Regions from separate parts of the Homo sapiens genome. Here region 2 is linked to region 1. A link is a loop called in an ENCODE intact Hi-C map of the cell type or tissue named here. Cell type or tissue: Caco-2. All regions are shown on one strand.

What was found. Peaks named below come from ENCODE experiments on the same cell type or tissue, not always from the same donor. Only the 100,000 strongest peaks of a DNase experiment are listed, where the experiment ranks them.
Region 2: a loop joins it to region 1, with 3 times the contacts of the local background. A loop is called at or near these places in 11 of 110 quality-filtered maps.

The regions. Positions count from the first base shown.
Region 1 is chr12:31,658,031-31,660,530 of GRCh38, reverse strand. It overlaps ETFBKMT (electron transfer flavoprotein subunit beta lysine methyltransferase), which reads right to left and starts at 843. Exons shown (of 4, transcript NM_001135863.2): 1 at 742-843. RefSeq lists enhancers at 896-1,055, 973-1,474 and a silencer at 1,176-1,485. In Caco-2, CTCF peaks have their summits at 250 and 1,298 (motif pointing right); a DNase peak (open chromatin) is centred at 1,210; H3K4me3 peaks cover 2,021 bases.
Region 2 is chr12:32,039,181-32,041,680 of GRCh38, reverse strand. No RefSeq gene overlaps it. Among named protein-coding and RNA genes, the nearest start is that of BICD1, 66 kb to the left of the region's middle. In Caco-2, no CTCF peak of the experiment used is centred here; a DNase peak (open chromatin) is centred at 1,310.

The DNA of each region.
Region 1 (2,500 bases):
ATATATATAGAAAAACACCCGGATTAGAATAAATGAGAATGAGGAACAACTTAAACACAACTTATACACCCAGTTGTTTGGGGACCTCGGATCTCTTCTGCATAAATGTTTTAAATGGTCTTAAATCCACTAAAGTATTTAGGGGTCAAAAATCCAAATCCCCACAAGGGGCTGGACATCATAAATGAGTGATGCAGGCTGGCTGTAAAATAACAGAGGGGCTGTGGCAAGCTGGAGACTGTTTTCAAACAGTTCAAAAAGGCTAGGCAGGACATGCTGCCAGATCCTCCGATTTCTCAAAATCATCAAAAAAATCTAGATATTGACACATTAGCTTCCACCTTTTTTTTTTTTTTTTTTTTTTTTTTTGAGACAGAGTCTCTGTTGCCCAGGCTGGAGTGCAGTGGCGTGATCTCGGCTCACTGCAACCTCCGACTCCCAGGTTCAAGCGATTCTCCTACCTCAGCCTCCCGAGTCCTGGGATTACAGGGGCGTGCCACCACGCCCGGCTAATTTTTGTATTTTTTTTTTTTTTTTTTTTTTTAGTAGAGACGAGGTTTCGCCATGTTGGCCAGACTGGTCTGGAACTCCTGACCTGAAGCGATCCTCCTGCCTCGACCTCCCAAAGTGCTGGGATTACAGGCGCGAGCCACCACGCCCGGCCAGCTTCGGCTTGTAAACATCAGCAACTCATTCAAATATCAAAACACAGGGCAGGTCAAAATGCATGTCAGGTCATACATAGCCTGTGAACTCAGCGTAGACTTCCAGTGGGTGTTAGTTACCCCACATCAGTGTCCTGGGATCGTAGGGGTCTCTCAGGGCCTGGTATCCCACTAGACTAATTGTTAAGCAGTACTAGGCTGTCACTTGAATCACACAACGCAGCCTAAGTTTAAAGGTAACGCAGAGCAAATAGAGATTATTTGGGATTTGGACCCCATGTCATTTAGATCGGCGCTTCCCTCTCCCGTCCCAGCACCGATGAGGCATGGGTTATGAAGTATGTGACTGTGGTGACCACTTGGTATTTCTCTTAATGAGAAGGAGAGCTGATGGGATGAAAAGAGTTACGTTCCACAACGGGTAGACGGCGGCGTCATTTTCCTCCAGAGGCGGGGTGGAGTCGATCTTAAAGGGGCAGGCACCGTCCTCCCTGTCTCCTTACCTAGCTTTGCTGACACCGCCCTCGGAAGTAAAGCATAGGGCTCGCCTGTCACTCGCCCTGGCGACTGTTCCCGCTCATGCTTTACATTTCCGGGGTCCCGCTACCAAAACTGAGCCACGCTCTAGCAGAGCGCCGCGGCCCGGCAGGGGGCGGGACGGACGGCGGCCCCTCGCGGCCCCGCCCTTTTTCCCAGCAGCGCTTTCTTTCTCCTCCACTTTCTTAAAGGGACAGAAGCGCGAAACCAAAGGGCGCCCTGACCTCACCTGGAAAATAAGGGAACGTTAAATCTGTGTGCAATGTTTGTAGAATTTTGATTCCTAAAAAGTTCATTCTGAAACTATGCAACACCTACTATGTGCCAGTCGCACTTCCAGGCACCGGGCATAGAGTGGTGAGCAAAATAGACACCGTATATTTAAAAAAAAAAAAAAAAAAAGACACAGTATAAGCCCTCTGTGCTGCCTACATTCAACTGCGATTAAATCATAATGAATGTCCTTTCTTTTCTAATAATTCATAAATTCACTAGCAATTTATTTGCAGCCTATATCACTCGAGTCTGGATCTACATATATCCACCTTTCAACTGGACCCACATCCCACTGGCCCCTCAACTCAACACTCAAAGTTAACTCACCATCTGACCTGACAACAATTAAAACCTGCTCTGGCGTGCTAGAGGGGGGAAAACGGTCCAAAACTAAGAAACAGGAAAATCGTGTTTCTGCATTTTAGTTTGCAGTTTGAGAAATGCACTGGCACCTGCCTGTTCAAAATTAGAATTTGTCGCTTGGGTTCTGCGCTCCTGCCATGGGTGTGACAGCTTTCTGTCTTTCCATGTAAACTGGAATCTTTAGGAACTACTACAAGGAAAGGAAACTTTGTGCTTCCAGTCAACAGCCCCAGATGCAGCCTTATCATTTCTTTCTTAGTTGAATGGTGTATTTGCTACATTCTTGTTGATAAGCTATACACCTTGCATTTCACAGTATTCTGCCTTAGATTTCCTGTGTAATAACTGATATAATGTGTTTATGAACTGCATTCATCCACTTATGAGCTGCTTTTTTCTTAATTAGTTGCTGATGTAAACGCTTGTTTTCTCAACTATAACTTTTCATTACCACACACTCTCCGATTCTCCTGCTAGCAGTGAACCTTGATCCATGTTCAAGATCAATTTCTATAAGAAATATTGTTTTTAACCAGCTTCGGTGTTCTATCCCAATTAATAGTTTGAACATCCCAGTCACTGCCCAAGAAACCAGAACGAACAGGCTAACCTAACATTTTTACAAAAGAGGGTTGGTTCCTGGAAAAAAGCTTGGTAGT
Region 2 (2,500 bases), 380 kb before region 1:
ATTTTTAGTAGAGACGGGGTTTCACTGTGTTAGCCAGGTTGACGTCGATCTCCTGACCTCGTGATCTGCCTGCCTCTGCCTCCCAAAGTGCTGGGATTGCAGGCATGAGCCACCGCACCCGGCCCAGAAGGGATAGGTTTTAAAGGATTGGGTGAATTAGTACTGAAGGACATAAGGGAAGTCACAGGCCATTTGTGTTTGCCGTTGGCTTTTTATAATTTGATGTCTTTATGGGGTACGGAGTGATGTTGTAATATATGTAAACAATGTGAAATTATTAAATCAAGCTAATTAACATACCCATTACCTCAATACTCATCTTTTTTTTTTTTTATTTTTTTAGAGAGACAAGTTTTCACTCTGTTGCCCAGATTGGAGTGCAGTGGCACCATTATAGCTTACTGTAACTTTGAACTCCTGGGCTCAAGCCATCCTCCCACCTCAGCCTCCTGAGTAGCTAAGACTACAGGCACACACCATCACGTCTGTCTAATTTTTTTAATTTTCTATAGAGACAGGGTTTCACTATGTTGCCTAGGCTGGCCTTGAACTCCTGGCCTCAAGTGATCTGCCTGCCTTGGCATCCCAAAACTCTGGGATAACAGGTGTGAGCCACCATGCCCAGCCAATACTCATCATTTTTTTGGTAGGAAGAGCATTTGAAATGTATTCACTTAGCATTTTTGGAATATACAGTACATTATTATTAACTATAGTTCTCATACTGTGCAATAGATCTCAAAAAAATATTCCTCCTGTCTAACTGAAATGTTGTACCCATTGACCAACATTTCCCCATTTCCTCGCTCCCAGCCCCTGGTAACCACCATTTTATTCTCTACTTCTATGAGCTTGATTGTTTTAGATTCCACATACATGTGAGATCCTGCAGTATGTGTCCTTCCCTGCCTGGCTTTTTTTCATTTAGCATAGTTCTCCAGGTTCATCTATGTTGTCGCAAATGGCAGAAATTCCTTTTTTTGAAAGGCTAAATAAAATTCCATTGTGTATTTGCTAGTAGGCTTTCTCCAAAGGAATTATAGCCTCTGCTGTCCTCCATGGGAGATAGCACCAGAAGTGGGCATCTGCCACTGGAAGAGGGTCCTCACCAGAACTTGGCTGTGCTGGGACCCTGCTCTCAGACACGCAGCCTTCAGAACTGTGAGAAATAAATTCTAATTGTTCAAAAATCAACAAAAAGGAGAAATAAACGTATCCTAGCTTTGTGACAAGAGTTAGTTTTGTAACTTAGAGCACGATATCTTGAAACTTGGAGCAAGGCAATTTGGAGTCAGGCTCCTGCTGCCCTCCCACAGAAACAGAGATAAGGATGCTATGTCCTGCTGATTGCATTTCAAAGAAATAGTTCCCAGGTCTTGGAGAAAGACTTTCCTGGGTTGTAAAACTGACAAAGCTTTTTTAAAGATTATGCATCGACTAAAGGTAAAATGACCAAAAAAAAAAAAAAAATTGGCATCTCGAAGTATCAGAGAGAAAATTTACAAGTTTTCTAAAGCAAATGCTCTAAGAAGAGGGAGGTCAGGGGCCTCCCTCAGGAGGAAGCCCGCCTAAAGGGAAACATGAGCTTGTCTTGGTCTTGAATCTTCTACTGCACAAAAGCCCCTATCTGTTATTCACCATATTAATTATTTGGTGATCAAGAAGCAATGTTTTAAACATTTCACAACTGACCAGATGTTTTGTTTTATAAGAATTATATTTAGGTACCTTACCATGCTTTAGTTAACCTTTTAAGAAATTGATTGAGGGTTTGGGGTTGACATAGTATAATTTTTCTGTTTAAAATAAAATAAATAGGCTGAAGGTTAGCATTTTCATGCAGAACAACCAATTTTCAGTAATAGATTACTGATGTTAAGCAGGAGAGGACTACATTTCTAAATTGTTTAATTTTTTTAAATGACAGACCCAAACTTCTTTTCAAAGAACAGCCTCTCTGACAGGTTGATTCAGTGCAGGCGCACTGCATTCTGAATCCTAGGGCAAGGCCATGTTTAATGAGCTTTCTCTCTGCATCCCCCACTTCTATTCCCACCCACTAAGACCCAGGGCTGACTGGCCATCAACTCAAAGACTAACAGCGGGACGATCTCACTGGCGGGACGATCTCACTGGCGGGTTGCCTAGGAGGCTTGGGAGTGAATAACAGGCATCTGGTTCTAAGATCCACAGCGCAGATTTAAGGAAAAAACAGCTGTTAGCCATACTCCCTCTACCCCAAAACAGTTTTTAAAAATTGCTGTTGGAAGCCAAGAATGATAAGCAAACAAAACAATAGAATAGAAAATAACAAGGCTGGGCGCAGCGGCTCATGCCTGAAACCCCAACACTTTGGGGGCCAAGGTGGGAGGATTGTTTGAGCCCAGGGGGTTGAAACCGGCCTGGGCAACATACTGAGATGCTGTCTGTATAAAAATTTGTGAAAATAGCTTGGTGTAGTGGTGTGCACCTGTGGTCCTAGCTACTTGGAAGGCTGAGG